Regions from separate parts of the Mus musculus genome. Here all the other regions are linked to region 1. Evidence: chromatin loops called from intact Hi-C (ENCODE). Cell type or tissue: heart. All regions are shown on one strand. Each heading gives the region's core, and the rest is flanking DNA. Links, peaks and the distances in the headings are about the cores only. Region 1 holds the start of Gm31198 (a long non-coding RNA gene). Region 2 overlaps Tmprss7 (transmembrane serine protease 7). Region 3 overlaps Plcxd2 (phosphatidylinositol-specific phospholipase C, X domain containing 2).

What was found. Peaks named below come from ENCODE experiments on the same cell type or tissue, not always from the same donor. Only the 100,000 strongest peaks of a DNase experiment are listed, where the experiment ranks them.
Region 2: it touches region 1 in a loop (8-fold over the local background); 8 of 42 quality-filtered maps call a loop at or near these places.
Region 3: it touches region 1 in a loop (2.6-fold over the local background); 12 of 42 quality-filtered maps call a loop at or near these places.

The regions. Positions count from the first base shown.
Region 1 is chr16:46,019,863-46,025,822 of GRCm38, reverse strand. Gm31198 (a long non-coding RNA gene) reads right to left here and starts at 3,627. Exons shown (of 3, transcript XR_384882.2): 1 at 3,585-3,627; 2 at 2,572-2,705; 3 at 1,400-1,519. In heart, for the core only: a CTCF peak has its summit at 3,078 (motif pointing right); no DNase peak of the experiment used is centred there.
Region 2 is chr16:45,682,116-45,688,075 of GRCm38, reverse strand. Tmprss7 (transmembrane serine protease 7) reads left to right here. Exons shown (of 18, transcript NM_172455.3): 3 at 1,635-1,765; 4 at 3,438-3,505; 5 at 4,474-4,667. Among named protein-coding and RNA genes, the nearest start is that of Tmprss7, 8.6 kb to the left of the region's middle. In heart, for the core only: a CTCF peak has its summit at 3,095; no DNase peak of the experiment used is centred there.
Region 3 is chr16:45,971,927-45,977,886 of GRCm38, reverse strand. Plcxd2 (phosphatidylinositol-specific phospholipase C, X domain containing 2) reads left to right here. Exons shown (of 4, transcript NM_001134480.1): 3 at 5,537-5,778. Among named protein-coding and RNA genes, the nearest start is that of Gm15638, 29 kb to the right of the region's middle. In heart, for the core only: a CTCF peak has its summit at 3,290 (motif pointing left); no DNase peak of the experiment used is centred there.

The DNA.
Region 1 (5,960 bases), core at 673-5,672:
TTAAGGAAATGAATACTGTTCTTTGATTTTCCTAAAACTCCAGGACAGACTTAGCCTCTCCCCCACTAAACTATTTCATATCAAAAGAAGCTAAGCTGTGTCTGGCCAGCCTTCACCCAAACCCTGTGGCAATGCTTTTTGTTGCTACCTTAGTGGGGACTATGGAAACAGGGCACAGTTTACATCAGCCCCACAGCAAGATTCCTATACACACACACACACACACACACACACACACAGAGAGAGAGAGAGACAGAGACAGAGACAGAGAGACAGAGATACAAAGACAGAGAGAGGAAGAGAGACAGACACACACACACACACACAGAGAGAGAGAGAGAGAGAGAGAGAGAGAGAGAGAGAGAGAGAGAGAGAGAACAGTGGAAGCTGCCTGCAGTTCAGAGCACCTACAAGTACCCAAGTGGAGCTAGGAACAGGCTCTGTAGTCACTTTCCCTTCTCCTCCTAGAGACTGTCTTAGTCACTGTGTTCTATTGCTGTAAAGAGACACCATGACCATTGTAACCCTTATAAAAGAAGCATTTAGTTGGAACTTGCTTAGAGTTTCAGAGGGGAGTCTAATATCATCATGGGAAGCTTGGTGGCAGACAGACAGACATGGTGCTGGAGAAGTAGCTGAGAGCCACATCCTGCTCCATTGCTAAGGACCAGCCTTGGCTTGGTTGGGGATTCTGAGAGAAGGGGTATCTGGGAGTGGCCAAAACAAATCAAAGTCTAATTGTGAGTCCAAGTTGATGGCCAGACCTCTGCTGGAGTCAACTTTCTAGCGTGTTTTCTCTCTGTTCTGCATTCTTTCTGATTTGCTTTCTCTAGAAATCTCTAGACAGCTCTGTCTCTATCTATGTTCTGCTTGAGACAGTTCTCCAAGAAGTTCTCTCTTGATATTCTAAAACCTTTTTTCTGGAGAGCTCATCTCCTGCAGATCATAAACCCAGTTTTTTTTTATTTTGCATACCAATCCAGTCATTTATTTCAGGTTACCTTTTAATTATCCTAAGAATCGGAATCTGGCGACCCTAGCCCATTAGTTCTTAGGAGACAGCAAGCAACTATTCTCTTTCAACGTTGCAAAAGAATTCAGAGACCGTCCTGCTTCTATTAAGCACAGACTATAAGCTAGATCATAGGACCCTGTCCTGAAATTACCATTTCTTTCAAACCTGAGCCTGGACTCATTGTTTCCCAGGCTGACCTTGAACTCAGGAATCTGCCTGCCTTAGTATCTTTCTGACAAGCTGGCTCCTAGTGTAGTTACCTCTGTTCCTTTAGAGTCATAAAGCCCCTCGTAATTCATATCACATCCTTATGTATAGTTGAGAAGTTATATATTTTCAAACTCACCATTTTAGAGTTCTTGTCCACAGCCTTAAGGGCTGTCCTGAAGGTCCCAGCATTTACCATTTTGCTGAGACATTAGCCACACCTTCATCTCCTGGACTCGTCCAGACTGATTCTGGACTCAGATCATGACGTCATTAACATTAACAGGGAGCACATTCCTTGAAGGAAAAATATAAAGATATATACATTGTTATACAAACAAGCTTTATGTCCATGGTAGTCATTCACACTCATGGAAGCCCACACCACTGGCCCTGTCCGAGGGGCAGGAATCATATCATCCTGTCCCCATCAAGACTATGTTGGACTCAGAAAGTCTCATCCATAGGCAGTAGGCAGAGAGAGACACTGAGCCTGGGTTGGGCTTTGAAACCACAAAGTCCACATCGAGTAACACACTTCCTCCCACAGAGCAACACCTTCTAATCCTTCTTAAGTAGCGCCACTGCCTTATGACTACGCATTCAACCCTAGGATCCTATGGGGGCCATTCTTACTTAAACCACCACAAGACCTCTTTCCATCACCTGAACCTTTGGGGTATAGGGCTTGACCATTATTTATTTATGCAATAAATACTTGAAGTGCAGTGGCTGGGACTGCAGGTCAATTGAGTGCTTGTGTCGTGTGCATGAAGCCTGGACTCAATCTCCAGCACTTGATAGACCCCTTTAATCCCACCACTTGGAAACTGGAAGCAGGATAATAAGAAGTTTAAAGTGATTCTCAGCTATATATTGAGGCCAGCCTGAGATACGTGAGATCCAGTCTTAAATAAATAAAGAAGTCAATAAATAGGTAATAAATACTTAACGTGTATCTATACTCTATTCTACGGAAATGAAACTTTTGTTTGCCATTGCTGCTTTGGTATAAAAATGAATTTACTTGTTCTTAAATATGTATTTTACCTATTTGTATCTCTGTCCCTCTGTATATATGGTGATAAGAGGTTAAAACCAGAAGCAGGTGTTAGATATCTTGGAGCTGGAGTTACAGGCATGTCAGCTGCCACATGTGGGTTCGGGGAACCCGAGTTTAGTCCTCAGAAATCACACAGTGGAAGGAGAGAACTGACTCCAACAAGTTGTCCTCTGACCTCCACACGCACACACACTGTGGCACACCCCACCCCATCCCCCCTATACAGACACATGAAAGCAAGACATTCTATTAACAACAACAACAATAACAACAAGAGTGAACTCACTCATTCTGTCCTGAGGAAGCTGCCTTTGCACGTCTCAGCATCACTAGCATAGGGGTGAGACCTGGACAAGTGTTCCATAGAAACGTGATGGGAGTGAATGCTAGGAGAATGATTGACTGGGAAGAGACAAGTTCCTGGTGGAATAAATAATTAACAGGAATGTAGATGTGTCTCACCTGGGTAAGCTGAGCTCTGCTACTTTTGAGTGGATTAACAATTGCTTGTTCTGTCTTCCTACCTTTTTATTTTTGGTTTTGTTTTCCCAAGTAAGAATTTGTTTGGTTTTTTACAAACACAGTCGCAAATGTTTAGGACACAAAAATCCCCAGGAAAGTTTACTTAGAGGATGGGAAGTACTATGCCCCAGAGGATCTGAACAGGCTTGGCTTCTGAGCCAGGAACCAACAGGAAACATCCCCCTAGTGCTGGCTCCCTGGTGCTGGCTCCAGGTTTAGACCTGTTGGGGTATTTGGAAACTGCATGGCAATCTTTATGTGTGAAGTGAGGCTTCAGTACCAGCAGGTGGCTCCCTAGCATCTGAAATCACAGTTTTTGCCCAAGTGCTAAGGGCTTTCAAGCGTGAGATGTTGGGTGGGTCTGGCTAACAGGGATAAGACAGGATAGGAGGAAGAAGACAAGATATGAAAACAAACGTTACCACCATCAATATGGGGGAATCTCCTTTAGAGTATTCTGTAGTAACACTCTGTTATTGCTAAAGGAAATGCTCTATGAAACGAAAACTTGTTATGCCAGACACATTTGAAGAATACAAAAGCTCAAAGTCTCTGATTGGCTACCGAGCTTACAAATGTAGCCAGCCACTGGCACATCTGGCTCTGTCTGCGGTCACAATGGTGGACCACAAACACAGGGTGGGCATGTGGTAAGAGCCTATGACTATTTCCTGCCTAAGACACTGCTATCTTACCCCAAGTGTACAGCCAGCCCTGGTGGAATCAGGGGCTGAGTCACAGTAACAATCAAGCAATTTTTTGGGGGGGGGTCCAGACCTGATAACAAAATAAGTGGACCAAACACCATTCCTCTGCCTCATGGTCAGGCATGTGTGTGTTCCTGTATACTTCTGTGCTTTCTTTTCTCCTCCTAAGGTCCACCGCTGCTACGGTGCTGACATTCTTCCTAGAGGTAATTGCTGCTGCCTGTATGTCCCCAGCACCACTCCAGTTAGATACTCGGGTCTCCATTACACAGGAGATTTTGCTGTTCCTTTGAACGAGAGGGAGAAAGTTGGAAATGACTTGGAATAAACTTTATTGAGGTGGCAATGACAAAACAACAACAAACGAGTTGATACTACATCCTAGCTCCTCATTTCAGTATCTTATCCTCTCCCCACCTTCACAGAGGGAAAATACATATATGAAGTGGGGGAGGGAGGAAGGGACAGACAGACAGATTGACTGTCTGAGACACACACACACACACACACACACACACACACAGAGAGAGAGAGAGAGAGAGAGAGAGAGAGAGAGCACTGTAGAACCCAGAGTCTCACATAGCCTCCTCACTCATTGCAAGCAATAACTCTGGACTGGACATACCTGGATCCCGATTCTGTTTGAAATCTATACTTTTTTTCCATCCTAGCACAAAGCCTGAGTAAGCTATGGTATCTTTTACCCAGGAAGCCAAAGACAGCCCCAATACCACTAGGACAGTATATTTTCTCTAAGAATCTTTGAATGCTTTCAGTTATGTAAGACTCAGGCTAGGTATCCTGCCAAGCAGACTTAGCTGAATGGTAAGCCATTTAGGCAGCTGCCCTGGAGCGCTCATGCATCATTTATAGCCTGAATTCAAACCAAACAAACACACTGGCTTCAGAATCTAGATTCTTTACAATATATAGTGTAGCCTTTAAGGAGGGGCCAAGTGCTATGGTCACCTTCTCAGGTCTCCATTAAGTTCCTTACTCAAGTCTGGAGAGAACATTGCAGAGAACAAAATCTGTAGATGGAATCTGTAGGGTAGGAACAGGCTTGGCCTATAAAAGATTGACGATGCTTTAAAGTATTGGAATATAATTTAAGAGGTTGTCTGGCTGCCCACCCAGGTCCTAGAATTACAGGTTCTTGGAAGAAATGAGTAGGGCAAGCAGCAGAGTTAAGGAAGCCCGTGTGTTTGCTGCCAAGCTCTCCCACTTATTTTTGCTTAGATAGTTGTTTTCAATCATTTCCCTAAACGATTTTTTTCATTATTTACCAGTCTGCTACAGTAATCATTCTACTATACCGTGTAATTTTATTTCCCTTCGTTCTAAAAACTCACAACAGTTTCTTTCATCTGAAGAAAAGGGCAAACTCTTTAATGCGCTTTGGTGGTAAACAAGCCTTGCCTGATTTATGATAATGATAGGTGACACAGAGTGGGGAGCCCTCGGGTCATAGTGACGAGCCTTGGAGACACAACTCTGCTCCCAAGGAACTGGGAGGTATTCACCCTCCAAGCAGCAAAAGTCTGAGGTCCTTAGGCTGTTGTGAAGGTTAACTGAAAGTCCTAGGGTTGTGTGTCCATTCATTCTCACGTGCTATTCCGCTGTGACTTTCTTCTAAAACTCCATGTCCTGGCTTTGCTTATGTTTTCTCCACTGGACCTGTCTTTCTACTCTACCCCACCCCCACTTTCCAGGAGCAGCTCTTCTTAGAACCCAACTTCTTCCTTGAATGCCTCCTATGTCCTTTGCCCCTTCCTTCCTCTCATTCTATAACCTCTTTTCTTTGTCCTCAAAAGTCTAACAATACACCATTTTTTGTTTGTTTTTTTCTTTCTCTCTGTCTCTCTGTGTGCATGTCTCTCTGTCTCTGTCTCTGTCTCTCTCTCTTGTTTTCTTTTTGTCTACTAATTATGCACTATCTGGGAGCTATTTAGCTTTCTCTCTATTCCTGCAATCTGTCAGAATGATTTGGACATAGTAAGCACTCCAGTTAGTAGTAATTATTCATTAGCATTAACCTACTTTCACCTTTTGTTTCTCCTACTAGGCTCCTGTCCCCTCGACAACTTTGACTACATAGAATCACTAAAACATTAACTACTCAACTTCTGAATACTAGTTTTTTAGTCTAAAAGTTATGTTTCTATGTCTATCATCTAGTTTTCCTTGTCATTGTTGTTGAGCAACAGAGTCTCTCAAGTTATAGACCTTCGTGACCTGGAACTCACTATCTAGCCTACATCGGCCTTAAACTCTTGGTCCTACTGACTCAGCCACCCAAGTGGAAGATTACAGGCATAATCCACTGCGTAGAGATCATTGGTGCTTCCTTAACATTCCTTGTGAGGCAGGCTAGAACAACCTGGGAGGGGAACGAGTCTGCTTCCTATGCTTGTTACTGGGAATCAAGCATGGGGAGCCAGACCAA
Region 2 (5,960 bases), core at 567-5,566, 340 kb after region 1:
ATGATGATGGTGATAATGATGATGGTGATGGTGATGATAAGTAAAATATATACTTAAGAAGTGTCTCTCTGGAAAAACAAAACCAAAAGCAATTACTAATTTTAAGTGTGAGATTTAGTGGGGGCACTCTAAGAGTGAGGTAAGACAATCTACCAAACGCAATGGTCAAAGAATAACACAGAGAAGACAACCCCCTACTTTCCCAAACCCCAGGCTCTCTGCCTTTACCCCTTTTCCTCATCCTTCCATAGCCTTACTTCTTTGCTTTGGCCTAAGTGACCCCGACAGACCCCATAAGAGGGCTGACCTGCCACTCCTGTGGATTCCATCTTTAAAGCCAACCATCTTCTGTTTAGCTTCACCGGATGGGAGGCCTTATGTTGACCAGAAGATTTTCTTTCTCTATTTCTGCTACCCCTCTCTCTTTTTCTTCTCCACCAAATGTCTTGAGGTCAAAGGTAAATCAGGGACTTAACTATTTTGGAGGTTGAGATAAAACAGTGATTTGCCTTGCATTCCCTCAGAGCGCTTAAGACTGCTGCCCAGGGGTGACAGCCACAGGGAAGGGAGTTACAAAGCCTGTGAGAAGCCTGTCATGGAAGCACAGGACTACAATTCTAGCACTTAGGAGATGAAGGTGGGAAGATTGGAATTTCATGGACAGCCTGTGTTATCCTTGAGAGACTAGTCTTAAAAGACCAATGGATGGGAGGAGCATAGCCCAGTGGAGAGTGCTTAACTCCTACCTGCAGGGCCATGGTTCCCTGCATGGCAGTGAATGCAGGAATCAATAAATATATATCAATAAAATAAAACCATGTCCATAAGATGCTGCAGAGACAGGAGAGAGAAATTAGAAACGAAGAGGAGACTGTGATCCATTGCTATAGTGCTTGCCTACCACCTGTTCAACACCCAGCACTGTGAGGGAGGAGGTAGAGCAAGAGGGCTAGACTCCAATTCCCCCAGCCACCCTCTTTTTTCTCCTGGACCCTGAGCCCATGTAGATGCAGCCAGCCTTGCCTCTGTCCATCTGTCAGCAAAGTTCATGCCAAGAAACCTAGTCTTACAGTTCCCAGAGCAGATCTGAGTAGGAGTGACCCCACGCTGAGCTGAAGGCCATATTGGTAAGGATCAGGGCTCCATATGTTGGGTAGAGTAAGAAGCGTGGACTTATTGCTGCCTATTAGGTCCACAAGTCAGCCAGTAGCTCAGTGGAAGCTCCAAACAGTCAGGAGGTTTCTCCTCTCTTCCCCCACCATGCTGACTGTAGCCCAGCCTGAGGGTGCATGCCCCTTACCACTTTACAGCTTGCAGACATGGAACCCATGAGAGCTGTGTGTGTTATTAACCCGCTAGAGACACCAGAATAAACTCCAAGAAATGTAGCTTTTACCTTTGAATCTTGCCTTGAAGTATTTGCCAGTAGCAGATAAGCTGGGTAGATAAGAGCTAGGATGATTGGCTGCTGAAGGAAAAAAATGCCACTAGGTCTGTTCTTGAGTTTTACAGATTCTGATATGCGCTAAAGTACTTGTTTTGCCTAAGCTGAAATCGTTTTAGGAGACTCCTGCCAACGTGCATCAGACATCGCTTAGCTGTCCAACCTCCCCGCCTTCTCTCTTGTTTTTCAGGTAAGACAGAGAGCAAAGATGCTTTTTATTTTGTTGGAATGTTCCGCATCACCAACATTGAGTTCCTTCCTGAGTACCGGCAGAAGGAGTCTAGGGAATTTCTCTCCATGGCAAAGACAGTACAGCAAGTGGTAAGGACATGGGTGCAGGGGCAAGAGGGTGGGGACCACAGGAGCGGGGGTTGGAAGGGATGGGTTTCTTCAATGCCCTGGCTCACTGGGTTTAGGAAATAGAAGACAGGATGCAGAAAGAAAGCTGCTGGAAGGAAACATAAATTTTAGTTCATCTGTGCTTTAAGATACACGCGCCTTTTTTTTCTCTCTGTTCTGTCCATCTTCACTGTAAGACACAACCACATTCAGATAGCTCTTTCAACTTCTATTTTTCTCCTGTGTGAAATAAAGGATATCATGTGATCTTTAAAACAGCTTCCAGTTCTGAAGTTCAAACATACCCATTAATTTCTACATATTTATTTCAGCATCACCCTGGCCATCTCTTTATGTTTAAAAGAAATGTGCTTTTTATTCAAATAATGAATACTGTAAAATTACTAAATTTTGGAAGAGTATTAAAAGTAAATCATCAGTTTTCAATGTTATTTCCAGAGACAAAGCTCTTATTGTGCCCTACAACGGCATGAGGGCCCTGTGATATTGGAGTATTCTCAGTTGTTGTTATAGAGTGATGTTTTTCTCTTAGCATTGACTTTTAGACTTCCTATGCAAGCCAATGTTCTTTTAAAAGCAAGTGTTAATAGTCCCAAAGTTAACAAATCCCTTTTTATTGGACATTTAAGCTGTTCTCTAGTTATTTTTTTACATTATACATAATACAGAATCAACGCTGTCATGAATTATGCACAACTCTGCTCACTCCCACAGATGAGTCTCTAAAAGCATCTAGGAGAAAAGTCTATTCAGGGCTCCTGGCACAGAGGGACACTGGGAAAGCTTCTGCTAACTTGGACCTCTGCAGCAATGCAGAGGGTTGCCAATGACCTCACTGCAGCAAGAAATGAGGAGGGGTTTGAAAGTGACAGCCATGGTCAGGTCACTTCTTACTGACTGCCAAGAGCTACAGCTGGAAATCCTTCACCTCGCATATACCTGCAGCGATTATGCCTCAAATTATGGATATGATGCAGGCAGGGAGAATATAAACCAAACCAATGGAGGCCCAACAGGTTTAGGCAATGTATGTGTGTGTGGTGTGTGGTTACTTTAAACTTTATAATCGTTATATTATTTTCCACAATATTATAGAACTTTTAGGATTTGGGCATCTGGGTGGGTATTTTGAGAAGAGAATGAGTTTAGCTTTAGGAAAGCTAAGTGAAGACAAAGAGGGTAAGTTGAAGACAAAGAAGGTTAAGTTGACTGAAAAAGGTTTCCTTTGAGTTTTGGGTCAGCTGGTCTGGGGACAGTTGGCCCGACTGTGGGCACCACGCGCCGCCTTGTGGCTAATATTGGAACTTATCCTCGAGAATAAGCAGATCTGAAGCTATAGATAAAATGAGTTTGATTTTTTTTTTTAAAACCACGGAGAAAACTAATAAAAGGAATTGAAAGAACCCAGAAGTTAAACTCGATGACAGACTTTAAACAGAAAAAATGGGTAAGAATAACTGACAATTCTAAGAACTGCTTCAGAAGTAAGGACTGAATTAAAACCAAGAGATACTGTCTGGGTTTGGAGTTAGAAGCCTTCTGTTTGAAGCCTGCTTTCCCCTCTACTAGCTGTTGGAGTGTGGCCCTAAGAAAAACAAGCTTGAAAGAATTAAGTTAATCTCTTTATTTTCAGGTAAACCTTGTTTATACAACATCTGCTTTCTCCAAATTTTATAAGCAGTCTGTGGTTGCAGACGTCAGGTAATGTATGCCCCTGCTTCAGGAATTCTTACCATTCTTGCAATAAAATCCCCAACTCAGAGATAATTTGTTGGTGGTGAATACCCCCTTTAGCAAAACTAATGACCCAACTCTCAGCTGGGCTGTCACACCAAGTTTGTTTTAAATTTACCACGTCTGCCTTTCTCCACCTAGATGTAATCCCAATTCCAGCCATGCTAGGGAAAATGTTCACAAACATGGACACCATGGTGGGTGGATGATAGATACAGGAATAAGGCACAGGCCACTACTTTCCAAAACACGTTCAGTGAAAAACTGGCCACTAGGTATTGTCTGAGAAGAAAAAAGAATCTCATGGTAAAATAATATTTATTTAGGAAAAATTGTGCTCTGTCTACTACAGCCACATGTCTCCACCCCCAGTATAGCTGCAGAGACTCATAATCTCCAGGAGTATAGTAAAGGTATTGAGACACCTTCGAGGGAATCAAACTACTTGTTTTCCTTAACTTGCATTCCCAAAGTTATTTACTGCAGAGCACTGTCATATTGAAAAGAAAATTGGACTCTGTTTTTAGATCCACTTCATATTGGCTGTGTGATATTTGTACTATACTTGTCCACAATTTTCTCATCTGCAGAAGTGGAATGTTAATAGGTCAATTGCATGAAGCAGATTTAACACTGGGTGGAGACACTGAATTGGGTAGTAACTTCTGGTTGGATACCCTTAGGGGAATCTCTGTGGAGATGCAGCTGTGCAGTAATGTTTCCAGATTTGAATCCCACACAATGATTAGATCACACATAGCATGGGTTTTCTCTTTCAAATCCTTACAGCAGGTTGAAAGACAACCTACGGAAGGGCATTAGGTTCATTTGAAACGTGTGCTCAGTGACCTTGAATCTGTCAGTTTCTATGGTCCTGGGCATGTCTGCATTCTATAATGTAGCCTTGAACATTTCTTTCTCTCTTTTTACTATAGCAGTAACAACAAAGGCGGTCTCCTGGTCCACTTTTGGATTGTGTTTGTTATGCCACATGCCAAGGGCCACATCTTCTGTGAGGAGTGTGTGGCGGCCATCTTGAAGGACTCCATTCAAACCAGTATCATAAACCGCACTTCTGTGGGGAGCTTGCAGGGTCTGGCTGTGGATATGGACTCTGTGGTATTAAATGGTGATTGTTGGGTAATTCTCCTTTAAGCATTCTTCAACATCACGTCTGATACTCACATTATCACTGTTAACATCGTAGTAGAGACTCTCACGATCCCAGGAGTAGAGGATTAGCTGGACTTTGGAGCTATTGCTGCTGAAGGGGCTTCTTTAATGCTATACCCAGTATGACTGAAAAGTAGAATTGTGCACAAATAGATGCAAAATTATATTTAGTAAAACGTGCCCTTTCATTCAGTTATTAAGCTGAGGCACGTTCAGAGTATGTCCCTAAGGAAGAAAATGCTAGAGTAGAAGAATTTTACTGAGGTTTAGCTTATTTTCCTTGCTGTCCTCTTATTGTTGGGGACAGAACGTTGAGTTTGGTCTCTGGACAAAGTGACAGGTATTAAAAGGCTTTCCTAGGCAAAGCAAAGGAGGAGAATAAGAGAAAGGTCACGTGAGTGTTCAATGATGGGGAGGGACTGCATAGCATGAAAAGACGAGGTGAGCACACAAGGGTGGGGGAGGCGAAGTGGCAGTCATGAGGGTTTTATTACAATTATATTTTTATTTGTGTGTGTGTGTACATACTATGGCACATGTGTGTAAGTCAACTTGTGGGAACTGATTCTCTCCTATTCTGTAAGGGTTAAGGTCAGGTCACCAGGATTGCCATCAAGAGCCTTCATCTGCTGAGCCACTTTGGTGGCTCCTGGGTCTTTGTATATTGAGCCTTTGGAGGTTAAGGTGGGGTCAAGGTGACACAGACTTTTGTGTGTGAAAACGAGCCCACACATGTGAGAATAAAATCCCATTTTTTAAAGTTTTTACACATTTGTGTTTAGTGTGGAATATACTGCCATAAAAGTGTGTTATACACCTCTCCAGGTGCAAGTGATGGGCCAGGTGCCTGCCTTTTGCCCTGAAAGGTCTAGTGTTGTTTCTGGAAGATCACGTTGCAGTAGCTTGTAGCAGGACACACATATGGCCTAAGAATTAAGATGTGTATTTGGACAGGGAGAAAATAGATAACCAAACATTATTATCTTTTTTGCCTCATTGAACTAAGGAGAAAAATATGTGAATGCACTGTATTTGCAGTTATTTATTTATTTATTTATTTATAACTTTGTGGTGAGTTAGAAGCTGGTCAGAGGTTTCCTACTATTGCACAAAGTCCACCATTTGAAATCTGCCTCCCCAGCCCTATTCTCTAATGCCTTGCCTACACCAGTGCTCCCAAACAGCCTGTACCGTAGCCCCATGGAAATATGCTGTCACCATTTGTCTTGCCAGTGCAACATTGTATTAC
Region 3 (5,960 bases), core at 453-5,452, 48 kb after region 1:
GCATGCTCAGCAAAAACACAGGCCTTAAATGCCAAGGCGTGCTGGTAGCAAATGAGAGCTTTGAGAAAGGACAGCCTCTGACTTCAACTTAATCCAAGAAAAACAAAAAGGGTACATTTATTCAGAGTTGTTCCTACCCCATTAAGTACATTGAGAAAAATGTCTTTAAAAAATGTCCTTACACATGCAAGGCAAACAGCTCTCCCACTGTTCCACATCCCTGGCCCTAAGAAAAACTTACTAAAGTAGTATTTTCAGGGACCAGAGCGGTGTCTAAGCAGTTAAAAGCACTTGCTTTACAATGATAATGATAGATGTTCTGGTCCCAGCATCAACAAAACAAGTGAAATGTCCCCTACAAGTGACCATAACTTCAGGTCTGTGTGGGGGTGTAGACAGGTGGGTCACTGGACACTTCCAGATTAGCGAAGAAATTGTGAGCCTCGAGTTCAGAGAGAGACTGCCTCAAATGAATAGATGAAGAGAAATAGTGGACGCTGGTGTTCTCATCTGGCCTCAGTGTGCATTCAAGGCTCACATGTACTTACACTCATAGGTGTGCATGCATATGCACACACACACACACACACACACACACACACATACGTACTTACACTCATAGGTGTGCATGCATATGCACACACACACACACACACACACACACAAACAAATAAATAAATAATAAAAAATTAAAAACAAACATTTAACTCTAGGAGGAACTTCATGTTTAAAAGGAGCTCAGTTATTTATCTTAAAATATTTGTTGAGTACCAAGTATAAGTGATATTTTCTCAAGTATGTATCACATCTCTTCTCCCACACCTAAGTATAATACTGGTCAGACTCACAGGTCTAATTTAGTTTAATCTACTTAGTTATTTGTTGTGGGGGTCATGCTTTATTATAGCCCAGGCTTGCCTGGAACTCTTTAAATGCCAACTCAGTTTTACTAAGCCACCAGAATCAGATGAACTGTTTGATCTTCTCAACAACACTAGGAGATAGGCATTTGATATTGCCCCCTCCCCCCACTTTGCAGATGGGAAAATTGAGGAATGGAGATACTGCAGCAGCTTGCCAAGAAAGCCCTGTGAGTGAGAGTGTGCGTCAGGGTTCCCTCATTGGCTAGTTTCTCTCTAGTATTCCCATAGGCCTTGATGACTGTCACAACTGCCTTCCTGTGTTCTGAAATAAAAACACTTTCATTTCACTAAGAATATTCAAAGACTGATCATAAGTGTGACACTGTTCCAGCATGGGGCCATTGACTCATGGCTCTCCTTGAGTGCTCCTGTGTCAGCTGTTAAAGAGACATTAGTTGGGGATACTTTATTTTCAACAGGCCTCATTGTTCCCATTGAGAAAAGGGGACGGCATTTGAATGAGGGGGTAAGGTAAGGTTAAATATGAGGTCAGTAACATTGTGTAATTTGGTACACAGGTAAAATTCTGCATGGTTGACAGATTGCACAAAAAAAACAAAAAAAAAACAGGCAGATCCCTGGAAGTCATTGGCCACCCAGTCTGGCTAAATAGAACTTTAGATTCACCAAGAGACTGTATCTCAAAAAGTAATGGTTCTGGGAACAGAAGAGGATCCAGAAAGTTAAGGAACTTGCTGCCAACCAAGTGACAACCACAACAACATGAATTCGAGCCTCAGGACCCACTGGGAGGAAATAGAGAATTGAACCCAGGTGCTGTTCTCTGACCTCTACTTAAAAGGAGGTGGGAAGCTATGAAGGGAAGATACCCAAGGTCAACCTCGAGCTAGCCTCCACACATGTGCACAGGGGCGCACCTGCACCTACATGCACATATGAACACACCCTCACTAACAAGTACACATACACACAACACACACACTCATATACACACACATGCTTACACACCCACATGCACAGGCTAATTTAGCAGCAGCGTTATCCACTATAGATAGTCCTATGGTTATGGAGGAAAGAGACTGGAATGATATATTGAAAAGAGAAAGTATCCCCAACTTAATGTCACTTTAAGAGCTGGAACAGGAGCACTCAAGGAGAGCCACCAGTCATTGCCCCATGCTGGGGCAGTGTCACACTTGTGATCAGGCTTTGAATATTCATTATGTGATGAGTTGCCGTGAAATCTCCCCAACCCCTCGTACCCTCTCCCCCAGTGTTTTATTACTGGAATTTAGTATCAGGAAGTACTCTACCACCAGTCACATTTCATTTACTCACCATGTAATTATATCACAGCTCACAGATTATAGATGCATACCCTAGAGACAAGGCTTAAAGGGTACAATAAATTGGAGGATTTAGCCTACAGTTTGGAAATATTTGAGATCTAAATGAGAAAGTAGGAAATCTATAACCCACCAGGCCATGGTGGCACATAACTCTCCCCCCTTTTATTTATTTATTTATTTATTCCCTATACATACATATCACACACCTCCTCACCTCCCAGTCCCACCCTCACACAGCCCCTCCCCCATCCCTCACTGCCCTTCATCTCTGAGAAGGGTGAGGTCCCCTTTGGGTACCAACACAAACTGAGATCTCAAGTCATTACAGGACTAGGTCAATTTTCGCCCACTGAAGTCAACTAAGACAGCCCAGTTAGAACAACAGGAACCACAGATACACATCTTTAGTCCCAGGACTCAGGAGAAAGAAGTAGGCAAGTCTCTTAAGTTTAAGGTCATCTTGGTTCAACCCCTCGAACCCATAGTAGAAGTTGAGAACCAACTCCTGAAAGTTATATTCTTATGTCCACGCCCCTGCAAACAACAAGAAGAAGAATTAATAGAAATAATATATCAACATAATGTAATAATCAACAACACGATTAGTATGCAATCGTAAGATAAGATCAAGCCTGGTGTCCTACATGGTATGAAGAAAGGAGTTTTATAATCCATTGAGAAGTGGAGCACACCATGAGCTGGCACCCCAGAGACCCCAGTAAAGGAACCATCACAGTATGAAGAGATCGCCTGAGGGACTGTTCTTAAAAGAAATGGGATTTTTTTCATCTTAGTGTCAAGAGGAAAACTGAACATGAACTGCTGAACTGGACTGGAGATATTTCAGGGCAAAGTGGCACAAGGGGATGGGGAAGGAGATGCTCTACACAGGCTGGGTGAGAGTCTCTACACCTGTGTTTTATAAGCAGAGATTCCCCAATAACCCTCAGATCAGACTCTCCAAGAAGACCAAGGGGGAAAGAACAGAAAGCGCCTCTCGTGTGATATGTACTCATTACACATTTTCTGAGGCAGAATAAAGTTGAGTACTGCCCTCTAGTGTGTGGACGCACAGCCTGGAGGCAGGTGTCTTGGGTACCACCTGCTAAGCCTGTCACAGGGTTGCTGGGCTTCCTGCCCACCCCACCCCCAGCTCCCCAACCTTGCTGCCCAGGGCAGCTCTCTTTCGGGCTTCACCCTTCCAACCTAACCAGTTTCAGTGCCAGCAGGAAGTCTTTGGGTCTCCCCAGCAATCTGCTTACAGTGAGCCTGTGATTAACCTCATTAACGCCTGTGTTTACCACCGTCACCATCAGAGCTCAGCATTACTCAGAACCCCTAAGAACCAGGAGGGTAGACATTACTCCATTGGCAGCCCCTGCCTCTGGGCATTCACCAGGTCTGGCGCCTTCATCATCACCTGAACACACTGGAAATGGAATGAACATATAGAATCCCACCCCCATCCTGAGTGCCTGAAAGGTTACTCAGAAGATTACAGTCCACATGGTAAATGTGAGCCAGGCATTCCTCTCGGAAGAGTTCACCCGTGCCCCTAAGGGGAAAACTACAGCTCTCCTAGAAAACCACACAACAGAGCTCAGAACTGGGGCAACCAGAATAGCAATCCTCTGGCCCCCAGCTGCCTCCCAGAAACTAATTAATGCTGTGGCTATAGCTTGCTAATTATTTTCAGAATTACTGGCCCCACTGGAGGCTCGTGGCCTTTACCAGGTCTTCCCTGGTACTGGTGGCACATTGCTCCCCTCTCCTGGGATGGGTAACTCTTTCATCAGAGTCAGTGCATACAATTGAAAAATCTATTCACTCTCAAATAAGTTCTCACTGTTTATCTAAACTCCGAGAGCTATGGCTACTCCAAGTGTCAATGTCATGAGCACTGGAAACATGATTTCTGAACCAGACTGGATTCAGCCTGATACTCTGAGACTTCCCAGGGACTGTGTGAGGACAGAATGTAATGAGGCTGTGTCTGGTTGGTTAAAAAAAAATAACCACAATTAAAAACTACATCTCTTCAACTCACCTTGAATAAGCACCAGTCATATACACTGCCAGTAGGATCTTGTTTCTGCAGGGTTGACCCTGCCTGTCAAGTTTCCTCAAGGATGTAGCCTGGTCACGTTCTCTGCAGATTGCCTTAAAATATGTTCATGCTTCTCACTAACTCCTAGTTAATGGAGCTTATTAGACCCTATCAAAATCATTTAATGTATTTATCATAAGGCTTCTACATTAATTTCTTACAAATATGTTCGTTATCCAAATAGGCATAGTCCTTTATTTCTTATCAGTTTCCTTTATAATCTTGTCCATTTTGTGCATTTATTAAAGAAATATCTGTGAGAAGTTGGTCAATGGCCTTATCATGTGCATGACCAACAAGGTAATACCCTCTGAGTGAGACAGCAAGTTCTCAGTAACTCTTTGTTTCTTTACTTTTTAAAAATAATATATAGGGCCAAGGAGGTGGCTCAGTGGGTAAGGCACACTACCATAACCTAGGTCCCATTTGCTTGAAGGTGAGAACTAACTCCCCAAAAGCTGTGTTCTGACTACTACGCATGTTCTGCAACAGTTTGTGTACCACTGCATCTCTCTGCCATTGTACTAAATAAATAAATAAATAAATAAATAAATACATGTGATAAAAAAAAACATTATCTAGGCAAAACACAGTTCTCACCTCAAAGAGAATAAGAAATAGTTTGTTATTGAGCCAAATAGGAATGGGATGGGAACAGAGACTCAGGTTGCCTGGAACAACTTATGTATTTGATTAGCCAAGAAACTAAAGAAAGCCCTAAGACAAGACATTTCTTAACATTAGTAGAGACCACAAGTAGGCAGGGTATAGCAAGAGAAGTCATTACAGGTTTAGGATGCAGCCTATGGACATTTCTGTTCTTGGAAGCTGGTGATCTGCTCTGAATACATGACAAAGGCTTTAACCTGATAGTTAAAAGGATGTCAGGTCAGGCACAGGTGTGAACAATGAATGGCTATTGAAAGGAGCAAGGCTAGCCTAAGATAGTTTGACTGTAGACTCCAACCTTCTTACGTTCCACAGTCATGAAGTTCTAATCTGTCGTTTAGCCATGTAAAACCTTGCACAGAGATAAGGCTCCCCGACACACACACACACACACACACACACACACACCTCCCAGTTTTTGTGAACAATTCTGCTACTTCTGAGCATGTTTGTCCACCTCTCTCTCTCACTGTTCAACTACTCAGCTTTTAAATGCTTCTGTCCTTTTTCTGCTCTGAACATTTTAGGTTCTCATTTTCTACCACTGTCCCTTCTACAAGCAATACCCATTCCTGTGGCCAGGGAAGAAGATTCCGGCACCCTGGGCAAACACCACGAGTGTGCAGAAACTGATCCTCTTCTTGGAGACCACCCTGAGTGAGCGAGCTCCACGTGGGGCCTTCCATGTCTCCCAGGCCATCCTCACGCCAAGAGTGAAGACTATTGCTCGAGGCCTGGTGGGGGGCCTCAAGAACACACTAGTTCACAGGTAAGAGGTGGCTCCTACCCCACGGGTAGGGTTTGTCTTATTGTTTCATTGGTGGTGGTAGCTGGTTGATTGTTTGGTTTGGTTTGGTTGATTGGTTGGGTGGTTGAGTTGATTGGTTGATTAGTTGACATTTTTGTACAGTTTCGACTGGCCTTGAACTCACAATCTTCCTGTCTTTGCTT